2 separate regions of the Homo sapiens genome follow, and region 1 is linked to region 2. Evidence: chromatin loops called from intact Hi-C (ENCODE). Cell type or tissue: GM12878. All regions are shown on one strand. Links, peaks and the distances in the headings refer to the core of each region. The heading gives the core; the rest is flanking DNA.

Region 1 (7,233 bases), core at 1,193-6,192, 65 kb after region 2:
GTAAGAAGGGGGACTTGTGCATAGAAAGTCATAGAATCTCTATCTTGGGAGGTAGCTCAAGGCTCATCTGGTCTACCATTTGGTCATAGTTCAGCTTTCTATAGTCATTAAGAAGCAAATCAACCCTCCCTTCCAAGAGCATTCCTTCATGTACTTGAAACAAATAATTGTGCTTAACTTCCCCAAATCTTCTCCAAACTTAACACCCTTAGTGTTTCTAGGTACTCAGACTCATTACCTTCCCTTCATTTCCTCCTGGACATGCCTATCCCTCATCATCCCACCTAAAATATGGACACTGGGCTTAACTGTGGGAAAGGGTAGCCTAGATGCCTCTAATAGCCCCTGTCAAAGCCTGAAGAGTCAACAATAGGAGGATGCTTTTGACTCCTCCACTTAACGAGGAAGATTCAACAAGACAATGCAGGAAACAAAAGTCCTTCTGTGTCTTAGGACGAGCTCCCAAGTCTACAGGACTCAGGAGTGGAAGCTCCTTCCTAGTTGTCTCATGTGCTCCTATCTGTGAGGTATCACAACAAGCCCACAAGCCTGGGGGTTTAGCTTCTAACAGCCCTGCCCACTCTTCCCTTAGTGAATTTAGGGATGGCATCCAAGGCCCCTGAACCAGTCCCACGTCTGGGCTCTTAGAGAGGCTGGACTCCCAGGATTCCCAGTGGAGAAGGGACAACCGCAGAGTTCTTGCCAGCAGGGCTCAAGAACCCTTACACTTATGGAGTCTGGAGACTAAACGAAAGCTATCATCCCAGGAAGAATTTGATGTTCAAAGGGTGTCCTTGGGCTAGAAGTTGGGACCCCCATCCCCTGGCAGGACAAGATGACTCTAGGGGCCTGAGGTCCCTTGCAGCTTACATACCTCAGGGAAAGGGGAGTCCTGATGGGATGAAATGCTTTCTCCAAGTCTACCTGGCATTTAGATGACAATGTGGAGGATGAAACCTTTCCACCTTTGGCATGACAATTTAATTTTTTTAATAAAAATTTAAAGTCAAATGCAAAATCTTAACTCTTAAAAGCATTCTGTAAAGGTGATTCTTACAGAGTCTGCCCCAGGCAGAGCCCTGCATATTTTTTCAAAGCAAGTTCCTTCGGTCTCAACTTTTTGAAGGAGTTTATTACAGTATAAAGAGCCTGGGTTTCAAACAAAACAGACCCTGGGCATGAAACCTGGCCTTACTACTTACTTGGCTGTGTGACCCCAGGCAAGTTATTCGAGCCTCTGAGCCATAATTCTGTCACCAGTAAAATGGGTGTAGCACTCTGGGCCTCACAGAGATGTAGTGAGAAGTAAATGAGATGCTTCTTGTGAAGCAACTTAGCAGGACTGGCCCTCAATATCAGGCATGATTACTTTGGAATCAATTTGATTATTTTTGTTAAATCAAATTTTACCCCTTAGGTTTTCAGATTACTTGGCAATTGGGTCATCTAAAAGAGGTGTATAAAACACCTGATAATTTTTATATTTCAGAGCGAGGAGTTACACTCTTACCATTGTGTAGACAAAAACGTCCTGGGTAAAATTTCTGACCTTAGCACCCTCTTGCCAAGCTTCCAAGCACCCCTGTCATCTCCCCTCCCCTAGCTGCATTCCTATACCTCCTTCTCTTGGCTGACAGCTTGTTCTGAGCAAGTCTTGCCTCCTTCACTATCAATCCCCTCAAGCCTGGCCCCCTGCAGCTTTCAAGGTCAATAAGTATTGCCCTCCTGATCACCCAGGTCAGCTCCCCTTTCCAATGAGGAGAAGGAAGGAAATCCACATCATGCAACCAGGGCTGGAGATTACACCCTGCTCAGTCCAGGTCATTCCCCTTCCATTCCATGAACGCCTTAATGTCCCCTAAGAGCAGATCTGCTGAGAACCTTCCAAGCAGAGGGTCTGGCCTGTACAAAGTCCCTGCGTTGGGTGGAGACAGCAGCTTTAAGGAGAGAGGCTCAGGGGTCTGAGGGAAGATTTGAACTTAGGTCTTGGTCTCATACTCTCTATTCTTGGGTTCCATTACCTCCTCAAAATGAAAGACTTGGCTTTATTTATACCACCCAAGTCCTCAAGAATGAGGCAATCCATCCCCCATGTGATGCACAGTTTTGACACATTAAACCTGTATGCCCATAAATGCAAACATGTCACACATTATCATCAAGGAGCCAAGGGGGACACAGCCGGGGAGACATCCTAGCATGCTCTAGTTCTGTTGTGATTCATTAGGTTGATCATGCTTAATTACAGCTTTCTACCTTCAACCAGAGAGTCCACTACCTGAAAAAAGTGTTTCAGGTCTGATTCATGAAATTTAACATGTGTGTGAAAAACAAATAGGCTTTCGCCTCCAGGAGCTGGTTAGCAAGGCAAAAGCTCTTGACTTCACAGATCTTCATTTCTAACAGTCTGTCAACATCAGGAAGACGATCTGAATTTTCCCTTTTATGTGGCCGGTCTGAAGATACATGGGGAGGGCTTCAGAGCCAGAGTCTTGGCTCCTAACACCAGCTTTGCTGCTGGTGAGCAGGAGGCCAAGAAAATCTAGTAACTTCTCTGAGCCTGTTTCCTAATCTCTAAAACAAAGATCACCCTTCGCCTTTCTTCTACAACCTTAGAAGATCAATCACTCCTCACTTCCCTGATCCTCCAATCCAACTCCCCTTCCCAAAAAGGAGAAAGAAAGAAATCTAGGCTGGCATGACACAGATGATGGTCTGGTGGCGGCTGCGGGACTCGGATCCATGTGTGGAACGTGCCCAGAAAGGGGGCCTGGGAACATAGTAAGCCCTAGGCATAAGGAAGCCTTCACTGTCTCCATGGTTTTTATTGTGTCACATGCCCTTGGCCTCAGCCTCTTATTTGCAGGATACATTTGCAAAGCTGCCCAGGAGCAGCGGCCATCTTTTCCAGACATTTTTCAGCAGGAGAAAGTTCCTGCCTTTGGAGCAGAGTCCTGGTAATGATTCAGACACTGTTCTCCCCTAAACAGATTGCAAATGTTTCTTCAATGGAAAAGAGGATACACTGTAAAATGTAATGTTTCCCTAAGGGTTTGGGGATTTTCTTTCTTACAGTCAATCATGTTTTTAAGCATTTGGGAAGCGAATATAATGCATCTTTTTTTTCTTAATCATGACTAAGTTCCCCTCCAGATGGAAAAATTCTAGGTTTTTAAATTAAGACCATCTAAACTGCCAGCTTTTCAAGGATTCCTTGGGTTTTAGAGCTGAAAAGTGCCTTGTGAGCCACTTTACTCAATGCCTTGACCTTCAGACCAAAAGAGCCAGGGCCCAGAAGGTGCAATGACCTACCCAAGGTCACACAACAGGTCAGGGACAAAGCTGAGATAAATCACAGACCTCTGGATCCACAATCAACTGTGTTTCTTTCTGTGTTGTGCTGCCAGAAAAAGTACCATGGGGTTGAAAGTGAAATTAGGTTTCTTTCTGAAGTAAGTGCATCACCTATAACTGGCTGCAGCTGGACTTTACCAGAAGGGGAGGGTATATTTGCAGTGGTCTGACTTAATATACGGCCTATGTGTCACTCAGGGAAGGGGTGCCTGGAGAAATCCCAAATGCCTCTGTGCCACTGAAACAAGAGTTTCATAAGATGCCAAAGTGACACCAACCCCAGGAGTGAAATATACATATATACTTACCAGATTCAGCAAATAGTGCACAGAACACAACTATACTAAAAGAAGATATTTATTGCTTATCTGAAATTCAGATTTAACATTCTATATTTTCTATGGTAACTTTAACCAAATAGAGAGGTTTTTCTTTTTAATACAACATTCAAACGTAAGCCTCCAATTGAAGCCACAAGAACAGACCCTTCACATTCCAGGTGTCACTTGCTTCTCATGTGGGCAATACACTTCCTGTAATTCTTGGTAGGAATTTAATTATTTAATCAAGGTTAAAGATCCTCCAAAGTGACAAGAAGAGTCTGGCTAACATAAAATATAAGAATCCATCAAGTAACTTAAATTTAAACTTCAGGTTTCTACCTCAATTCAATTAAAAATAATTTATAGAGCATCTAACATTTGTGAAAACAAGCTCTCTAGTTTTCCTCTTCTCAATTAAACTTCTTGAAGGACATGTTGTCTACACTGGCTCTATACTTCTTCATCTTCCATTCAATACTCAAGACACCATAATTTGGTTTCTATTATTACACAACTGAAACCATTCATTCTTGCTAAGTTGTACAATGACCTAATACAGTCTATTCTCATTATTTGCAGTAGTTATGTTCTATGAAGTTGCCACATTAGTGAACACTGAACCATTGCTCCTACAGGAAATACAGGGTTAGGTTCCTGCCAGCCTCTGGGCACAACATTTTCAAAACCCAGTAAATGCTGACCTTGGTTTATGCGTGTCTCTGTTTAAAGATACCCATTTAACATATATTGATTATTCATGAACATTGAATTCACAGTGAACAGCACTATAACTCATGCCCGAATGAAACTTACCTAACAAGTATTTTTTCAAAAGGCACATCATAGCCTCCTGTGCATAGAAACACTACACAGCACTTCAGCACTACACTTGAAGTCCCTTTTAAACAGCAAAATCACCAGCAAAATGAACAGAAATGTGAAGAATGTGACACTGAATAGACTCAAGGACACTGGTTCACAATATGAAAGCAGAGGCAGGAAGGCAGAGCATCACTGTGTTCAGCCTCAGCTGGAAACGTGCACGTCAAGTGACTCAAATTTTTCATCACTCTACACATGTCCACAAATGATCATGAAAGCTCCATGAGTACTGATTATAAATACATTTTAGTGAGTGGGTTGAATTTGCAGATACAGATTCTGCAAATAATGAGGATCAACTGTAATTTCCAAATCTGGCAGATTTTTTCAGAGCTAATCCTGAGGGGACTCTGGATCACATTTGCTTTGCTGATCTCTTCCCTCTTGAAACTCCTCACTCCTTTAGCTTCTGGTGCCCTCTGCCCTCCTGGAATGTATACTCTGATATTCCTCCTCCACCTCTTATGTGAACTCTTCTTGCCCCTAGGTACCTTTGAAGTGTTGCTATTCGCCAACATTTAAGAGAATAGTGACCCTGGGCCACGGAACTGAGCCAGAGGACTAAGAACTTAGACACAGTTCATTGAGCTGAGGGAGGTTGAGTTTCTCTTGGAACTATCCCTGTGATGCAGTGGGGTCAACCACAAAAGGGTGATGGTATATGTAGTCATTATATCTTTCTAGGCTCCTCTTGTCTGTGACAGTTTCTCAGACTTTCCTTGTTCTTGGTGACCTTAACAGCATCTAGTGTGGATAACTTCTCAGGGCTAGAGAGCTCCAAACCCAGTTCACACTGTTGCAGAACCAGGAGCAGAGAGTCACTGAACCAGGAATAAGAGAAACCAAAACTTGGTAAAACCTGGGCTTAGTTTCAGGACCTAGATGGCCTGACTTCATGGCAGATGATTTGGGTGAATTGGCAGAGGCATTGAGGACAGCATGAGATATGAAGGTAGATGGGTGGTTTGGGGGGTCTGCATGTCCCTCTCAAGGACAGACAGGAGGGAAGCAAAATCATGATAGTAGTAATTAACATTTATGTGGCACTTCATATGTGCCACTACTTCACATGGCCTGTCTAGGGGATGATGATGATGACAGTAATGTGGCCACACATACAGAGCACCCACAATGGCCCAGGCACATGTTACGCACATTCCACAGCCCTTTGAAGCCACTTCACAGAGGAAGAAGCCAAGAATTGAAGAGGTTGGGTAACTTGCCCCAAACCTCCCATCATGCAAAAGCCAGAGCTGGAATTTGAGCTCAGCCATCTAACTCAAGAGCCTAAACTGTGACCTGATACTTCCTCCCTTGTGCCAGGATCCTTGCCCTGTGACACAAATTTCCCAGAACTTGGCAGACACCTGAGGCAAAGAGAAGACAAGATCAGGAACCGGAGTCCCTGGAAAATAAAGTAAAAATTTAGTTACTAGAATCAACTATCTGGTCAGTACAGAGCCAGCAGCAAAGCTGAGCTGGGGCAGAGCCCTAGAGATGGGATCCATGTACCAGGAGTGAGGTGGGCTGCTCAGGGCCTGGGCAGGAGCTCTAAGAAGGCGGCACTGTCCCTGGCTCCTCTGTCCTCCTGCTCAGCCATCCTCAGCATGTGCCTCTCATCACCACTCTTGTCACCACAGATCGCCGAGCAGCTGCTCCACCTCCAGCCTTACATCTATATCCTGGATGGGAAGAAGGGCAACACCAACATTAAATGGCAAAAAATTTCCCCTAACCCCCCAAAAAGGCTTCTACTCACATTTCACTGATAGAATACAGTCACTCCAGCTCTAAGACAGGATAAAATATGTAGAAGCTTTTTAGGACGCCACATAGCCAGCCCAAAGAAAATTGAGGCTTTGTTAGCAAAAGAGAAAGAGAAAATGGATGTAAGTGCTACAGCTTGGGATTATTTCCCATCTTGAGTCCAAACTGGTCCTAGAGGCAGGGGCAAAGGCTTAGTCTGCACACAGCGTCGGGTGTATGGTGTCAGATGCCTCGCTTCCCATTGGCTAGCAAATGTGAAGGCTGAATGTGACGGTCCCTGTCAAATGCTACACACAGTGCCTGGCACGTGTGAGCACTCAAAAATAGGTAGGTATTGTCACTAATTTTTAAAACATTATTATTAACTAAAATCCATATGTTATTGTGATGTCCCTAGTTTTTAGCTCATGTCCTTTTTCTGTTGTAGGATCCCATCTGGAATCCCACATTGCATGTAGTCTTCATATCTTTTAGGCTCCTCTTGCCTGCGACAATTTCTCAGACACTCCTTGTTCTTGGTGACCTTAACAGTACTGAGGAGTGCCAGACCTGTATTGTAGAATGTCTCTCAGTCTGGACTGGCCTGGTGTTTATCTCATGATTAGAAACTGGAGTTGTGTGTTTTCAGGGGGAAGACCACAGAGGTAAAGTGTCATTTTCCTCACATCATATCAAGAGTTCACATCATCACTGTGACACCACTGTTGATGTCAACCTTGATCACTTTGCAGAGGTCGTGTTTGTCAGGTGTCTCCACTGGCCAGTGACTCTTTCTTCCCCCTTTCCATACCGTACCCTTTGGAAGGAAGTCACTATGTGCAGCCCCCTCACACTTCTGATATTTGCATTTTCTTCCCCAAGTATTTATTCTGTCATTGATTTGTATCAGTATAGACTTGTGGATATG
Region 2 (7,233 bases), core at 1,290-6,289:
CCTGGTTTTCCCCATCAGGATGCCCAGTAGGAGGTCTGTGTGGTCCCAGAGGTGGACAGGAGCCAGAACATCCAGGCCAACCCAGGCAGGACAGCAGTTCTCAGCCACCAGCAATAGCGGGACACCCAGCCTCCACTGAGTGGCCTGAGCATATCAAGTCATTTTACTTCCCTGAATGCCACTCTAATGGTGCAGCACCAGCTGTCCCTTCCTGGGGGCTCAGCATATCCTGGAAGGGTCTCTTGGGCAGATTCTAAAACTTTTAGGTTATTTTCATTATTAAAATTGTGTCTAGTTTAAAATTCCAATCTCATGCCCAACTCAAAGCTTTCTCCTCACCCTTCTCTGGCCAGGCTGAGGCTCCAGGGACTGCAGGGAGAAGGGGGTTCCTTCTTCCCTTGGAGTGGGGTATATTAGTTCATCTTCATTCTGCTGATAAAGACATACCCAAGACTGGGAAGAAAAAGCGGTTTACTGGACTCACAGTTCCATGTGGCTGAGGAGGCCTCACAATCATGGTGGAAGGCAAGGAGGAGCAAGTCACATCTTACATGGATGGCAGCAGGCAGAGAGAGAGCTTGTGCAGGGAAACTCCCCGCTATAAAACCATCAGATCTCCTGAGACTTATTCCCTATCAAGAGAATAGCACGGGAAAGACCTGCCCCCATGATTCAACCAACTCCCACTGGGTCCCTCCCGCAACATGTGGGAATTCAAGATGAGATTTGGGTGGGGACACAGCCAAACCATATCATGGGGCATCCCCCACCTCCAAGAACCTCCTCAGTGCCCAGAGGAGGGGGAGGAGACTATGAAGACCAGATGTCAGGCGGCACACCTGAGTGCATGACTGTGGGAGTAACAGAGACAGGGAGGAGGCATAGGCTTGAAGGGGGCTGGAGAAAGCAGCCATGGGTGTTTGGGACAATGTGACTCTGAAGAGCCTGGGAGACATCCAGGTGGAGACAGTAGCATCTTTGGGGGCTGGGGATGCCAACCTGAGTCTCCAGCATGGCACACAAGTGGAAGTTGCCATTGGCACGGATGGGTGCAGCAGCTGGGCCTCACTAGGACTCAGCCCTCTCCACGTGGGGAGCTGTCCTGGCGCTCACACCTGAGCCTGCAGTCCAGCCTGCAGCACCACGCTGTGTCTTGTATCTTTCATTCTCTGTGTCATGCATGTGTCACAGGTTCACCAAGTTTGAAGAGGGGAGTTACGTGAACTAGAATGTGGATCTCCTCACTCCCAGCCAGTGATTTCTTTTTTTCACAATGAGCCCCAGCATTGCTTTGTTTGTTTGTTTTGTGTAATTTGGTCTTCTGCATTACTTGCAACACAAAGTACTCTTTTCCTCAAGTAATTAAAAAACACTTGGATTAATATAATGATCTAAGGGGACCCTGCAGAACAACATCATTCCAATTCCTCCTCATTTTTTGGGGGTGGGGAGGTTAGATAATTGTGCATTCATTCATTCAATCATTCATTCATCCAACCTCGTTCCCCAGATGAGGCAGGGAAAGTATGAGAGGATGTGATTCATTCTGTCCAGGAAACAGCACAGCCAAGCAGCCACTCAGCTGAGACTTGAAGGATGAGGGGGAGCTCATTAATCAGGTGATGGCAGAGAGCACCCCACACAGGGACAAGGGAACAGAGACTGCGGGTAGCCAATCTATGGCATGTTGGAGAATTTGTATGGCTAGAGGGCCTTGGTGCATTTGGTAAAATTGACATGATCATATTGCCAACTGCCCTTCCCCCAACAAACTCTTGTTTATCCTTTAAGTCCCAATTCAGGCATCACCTTTTCCAGGAAGCCTTCCTGCCTGTCAGAGTTGGATGCTCCTTTCTCTGTCTGCATAGCCCACACGTTCTGGCACGGGTGGGGAGATGAACTGACCTCTGCTGCTTGAACTATGAGCTTCCACAGGGTGCAGGTTGGGTGGTGTTCTTTCTAGAATCCTTAGCCCTTGGCACAGGACTGAAACAGGCCAAACAAAGCCATCACAGACCCTGAGGGCTTGTCAGGAGGATTACAGGAAGCCAACTTTTTGTAAAGGGTTGCACGGCCACAGTAAATGCACAGTAAATGTCTGCTATGTTCTTACCAAATATTTGTCAAATAAACAAATACATTATGTAATATTTTACCTTTCTTCTTATTAAGAGATATTTCAGAGCCACACTGGATGAGAAGAGGGGGTGGAGGTGGGCATCATTCTCTGCTCCCCTCATCTCTAAACCCATGGAAAGGCCTGGGGTAGTAATTGCAGAGGGGGAAATAATTTTTAAATGTCTCTCTTTTTGTGCTTTTATTGTCAAATGATAGCATTGTTCACAGTTTTTGAAATACTGAAAGCAAGTCTGCACAACTCTTTCTGCAGAAACAATGGGAGCGTGTGTGTGAGTGTGTATAAGCGTGTGTGATCTCTGTTCCTCTGCCATAATGTGTGTGTGTGTGTATGAGTGTGTGTGATTTTTGTTCCTCTACAATAATGGGTGTCTGTATGTGTGAGTGTGTATGAGTGTGTGTGATCTCTGTTCCTCGCAATAATGAGGGTTTGTATGTATGAGTGTGTGTGATCGCTTTTCCTCTACAATAATGGGTGTGTGTGTGTGAGTGTGATCTCTGTCTGTTCCTCTACAATAATGGGGGTGTGTATGTAAGTGTGTCTGAGTGTGTGTGATCTCTGTTCCTCTGCAATAATGGCGGTGTATGTGTGAGTGTATGTGTGTGATTTCTGTTCCTCTGCAATAATGGGGGTGTGTGTGTGAGGGTGTGTGATCTCTGTTCCTCTATAATAATGGGGGTGTGTGTGAGTGTATATGAGTGTGTGTGATCTCTGCTCTTCTACAATAACGTGTGTGTGAGAGAGAGAGATCTCTGTTCCTCTACAATAATGGGGGTGTGTATGTGAGTGTGTATGAGTGTGTGTGATCGCTGTTCCTCTACAATAACTGGGGTGTGTGTGAGTGTGTATGAGTGTGTGTGACTCTGTTCCTCTACAGTAATGGGTGTGTGTCAGTGTGTATGAGTGTGTGTGATCTCTGTCTGTTCCTCTACAATTAAGTGACCAGAAGCAGGTGGCTTCAAAGGTGAATTAATTCTCTGCTGGAAAAATTGGGCTAGAAAAATCTAGTCATTAGGAAACCAGAAAAGCAAGAAATGTAACTTCTGCTCAATGAAAGTGAACTGAATTTCTATTGAGGCCCCCTTTCTCTAAAACTCATTTTCAACTAACTCAGTGCTGTCAGCCAGCCCTGGGGCTGTACTTGGGGCTTACGTGTGGCTAAGATGTCAGGCAGCGGGGTCTGGTCCTTGTTGTCATCTCACTGCATGGCCACAAACATGTTCTCATTCCCTGCTGGTCTCAGTTCCTGAGCCAGTCCTGATGATCCATGGAGACTCCTACCTCGCTCCTGCCTCCCAGCTTAACCAAATGGTCTCTCTCCCTCTCCACCCCACCACCACTCCTACTGTCTCCAACCCCTCTTCGACACCCAGGAGCCATCTGGCTGCTTCTGTACCTCTCTGGGGACTCTCAACTTCCCTGCACTGAGACACCCACACCTGGCTCTTTCTGCCCTATAGCTCTTGCACCGTAATGAGTCAAGGGCAGTACTGAGATTTCACAAGTTCCCAGGCCTTCCCCAGGGGAATTGGAGGTGCGTGTCTCCTCTGCTCTCAGTCCCCAGATCCAGAGAGGGGTCTGCTTCTCCTTCCCTTCCCACAAGCACCAAGGCTCTCTCTTCTTCTCTCACTTCTTCTTTCAATCCCCTCCAAAAGTTATCTAGCCACAGGGCAATAAGAACTGGCTTTGACTGATTTGCATTCTTTCAAATATTTTCCTGTGCTAAGACCTAAGCTGCTGGAAGTCAAAAGCAGATTATTTGTATTTTTGCTCTTCTGCTGCCTATACTAGAAGATGGAAGAAGGAGAGGAGGAAATGCCAGAGAAAGAAGCATGGATAACATCGCAGAATACCACACCCTACCCAGGTGGGAAGACAAGTCCAGGCTCCTCAGGTTTAAGTGGATATCCAGTCCCGTGGTGCTGCCAGACAACTGTCTTGGGTACATCTGGCCACCACGTGCTGGCTAAGATATGGGGGGACCCCTGGGGAGCACTCATACCTGGCTTGCATCTCAGCTGTTCCTTCCTCCCTGCGTGACAGATCAAGCACCTCCCCCCGAACCTTGGCTCCTTACGAGGACTGCTGGGGCCACAGCGATAGCATGAGAAGCAATCAGGGCTTGGGACCCAAAAAGAACCACGGAGACTCCCCAATGGTCCCACATTTATTCTCTTCCACGTGGTCTGGATAGAAAACTAGAGAGAGTGTGGACAGCACTTGCCTCCGCTGAAAAAGTAACTCTCACCCTCTTCCCCCAACTCAGACTGTTCCAGAACAACCAGAGGCGTAGAGCCACACACTCCTCTCAGCCAGCCTGTGAGTGAGGCTGAGTTGCACTAAAGAGATTGTGCAGGCGCCGCCAGCTTCCCAAAGGCAGACTCTTCCCACAGCTGCAAACACTCCTCTAAGAACTCACCCACCCTCGCAGCTTGACCAACGTTCTCTGCAACTTCCTAGAAGATGAAAACATACCCTCCAGCCCTAGCTGTTCTCAGGTTTACTTTCTGACACCCCCTTCCCAGAGAGCTCCCATTCTCCCAGGGGCCTCCCTTTCCAGGGGTCAGCACTTAACCGTTGTCTCCTCCCAACAAAGCCTAAGAGAGGGCTCCCTGACCCGCTGGCCCAAAGGCCTGGGTCCCGGGCCGCTCAGTCCTTCCATTTTGTCTTCCACAGCTGAGCCCACTGTTCCCTAGTGGATCCGCCTTCCAATGCCACCACCTTCCCTTCTACGAAGTCCCAGCCAGGGGATGAACTACAGAGGCAGCCCCTTCCCCATCACCATTACTGTCACTGACTGGCTGTGGGCCTTCATGCTCTTCCGGGTTCTGGTTGGACGGTAGCCAGGGAAAATGCAGGGGGTGGGGTGCCGTGACAGGGAAGTCACCTGCAGCCCAGATCTGCTGCGTCCCAGGGTGTGCACTAGAAAGTGAATTGTTTCTTGTTCTTTTTTTTCTTTGTTATATGCTCTAGGGAATAAAAGGAATTTTCTTCCTTACACCCACCTCACCCCCAGCGGGACCAGACTCTTCCTGTCTGAGATTTCCTCACTCCCTGTGGGGTTCAGGGGGTACAGACACAGGTTTTGGGGGTTTTAATCTCTGGAAAGAAGAGAACTTGTCAGGACCTCCAAGAGACCTCCCTAAACAGAACCTGTTTTTGAATAACCTGAGGGTATTTCTCTAGGTCATCCCTGAGGGCAGGGGAGGGTCAGGCTCTCGGTTTCAAAGATAGGCTGGGGATGGGGGGCCTACCTGGACTGGAACAGGATGCACTTTTGAGGGTCCTGTGAGTGGTGGGCACTGGGACCTCACCTACCTGGGAGGACCCCTGTGGAGACAGTGCCAGGAGCCCCTTGTGGCCTTGCTCGGGATCACAACCTCTGAGAAACCTTCCAGTGGGCTGGGAGAACCTGGGCCAGGAGTTACCGGTGGTGAGTGAATGGCCCTGGCCTGATCTGCCTGAGGCCTCACCTCCCAAGGCCTCACCTGCCCATTCTTGAGTTGCTTACCCCCTGAATCTCAACAAAGTCCCCGGGAAGAGAAGAGTGGCCCTGGGTGACCGCTGGGGGATTCTTGCCAAGTGGTCAAGTTGAAACCAGGTGGGATTTCATGTGGAAACATAAAGAAAGAAAACGTTTCTTTGCATCTCAAGTCTAAGGGTGGATTCATGTTTGGCAAATGTTATCCCACCTCTCCTATGATTCCCATTTTACAGATGAGGAAATTAAGGCTCAAGGAAAGTGAGTAACCCCCAAGTTCACTGAGTACAGTCAAACGCAGCTTTGTCTGACTACAAAGAACATGCTTTTTCAGCCTCCCCACATAGTTAGCAGATATCAGTTAGCACAAAGCTATTTAGTGGCAGGGTCCAGGCCAACATCTGGGACCATGCTGGTTTCAGAAATGGGGCGATTCTCTCTGGAGTCATCCTCTTGGGAACAGACTGGCCCCAGAAGTTCTTCTAGACCTGCAACTGGATGCCCTCAGCTCTCTAAGTCACTGTCCCCCACCTGTGGAGTCGGTACAGTGAGACAGGATTTATCCTTCTCATGAAAATGTTGAGAATGACATGAGAAAATGTGCACAGAAGCACTTTAGAAATTAAAAGTGATTGTGTTAGGCTAATAATGCCCCCACCGAAATATATCTACATCCTCATTCTTGAAACTTGAGACTGTTACCTTATATGGCATTAAAAAGGATGAACCCTTACAGATATGATGTGACTAAATTAAGGATCTTGAGACAGACATTATCTTGGATTATTTGGATGGTCCTTAAACTCAAGCACATGCATCCTCATCTGAGGGGTCAGAGGAAGATTTTATACACAGACACAGAGGAGAAGGAGGTGTGACCACAGAGGCAGAGCCTGGGGTGACATGGCCACAAGCCAAGGACTACCAGCAGCCACCCCAGCTGGAGGAGGTAAGGAATGACTTCTTGCTTGGAACCTCCAGAGAAAGCACAGCTCTGCAGGTACCTTGATTCCAGCCCAGTGATATATGTATTAGTCCATTTTCGCACTGCTAATAAAGGCATACCTGAGACTGGGTAATTTATTCAGGAAAGAGGTTTAGTGGACTTACAGTTACACTTGGCTGGGGAGGCCTCACAATCATGGCGCAAGGCAAGAAGGAGCAAGTCACATCTTACATGGATGGCAGCAGGCAAAGAGAGCTTGTGCAGAGAGGAGACCCCTGTTTTAAAAACCATGAGATCTCATCAGACTCACTCACTATCATGAGAACAGCAGGGGAACGACCTGCCCCCATGATTCAACCATCTCCTACCGAGTCCCTTCCACAACATGTGGGAATTATGGGAGCTACAGGATGAGATGTAGGAGGGGACACAGAGCCAAACCAAATCTTTCCGCCCCTGCCCACCCCCTAATCTCATGTCTTCACATTTCAAAACCAATTATGCCTTCCCAGTAGTCTCCTAAAGTTTTAATTCATCTCAGCATTAACTCAAAAGTCCACAATCCAAAGTCTCATCTGAGACAAGGCAAGTCTCTTCTGCCTATCAGCCTGTAAAATCAAAAGCAAGTTAGTTACTTCCTAGATACAATGGGAGTACAGTCATGGGTAA

What was found. Hi-C counts contacts between places; a loop is a spot of excess contacts. Peaks named below come from ENCODE experiments on the same cell type or tissue, not always from the same donor. Only the 100,000 strongest peaks of a DNase experiment are listed, where the experiment ranks them.
Region 1: a loop joins it to region 2, with 6 times the contacts of the local background. A loop is called at or near these places in 3 of 110 quality-filtered maps.

Annotation. Positions count from the first base shown.
Region 1 is chr10:123,323,847-123,331,079 of GRCh38, reverse strand. No RefSeq gene overlaps it. Among named protein-coding and RNA genes, the nearest start is that of LINC02641, 20 kb to the left of the region's middle. RefSeq lists a silencer at 4,178-4,227. In GM12878, for the core only: no CTCF peak of the experiment used is centred there; a DNase peak (open chromatin) is centred at 3,399; H3K27ac peaks cover 1,203 bases.
Region 2 is chr10:123,388,788-123,396,020 of GRCh38, reverse strand. All of the region lies in intron 6 of LINC02641 (long intergenic non-protein coding RNA 2641), which reads right to left. Among named protein-coding and RNA genes, the nearest start is that of LINC02641, 44 kb to the right of the region's middle. RefSeq lists enhancers at 3,057-3,166, 3,267-3,526, 3,677-4,056. In GM12878, for the core only: no CTCF peak of the experiment used is centred there; DNase peaks (open chromatin) are centred at 3,670 and 4,220; H3K4me3 peaks cover 2,398 bases; H3K27ac peaks cover 5,000 bases.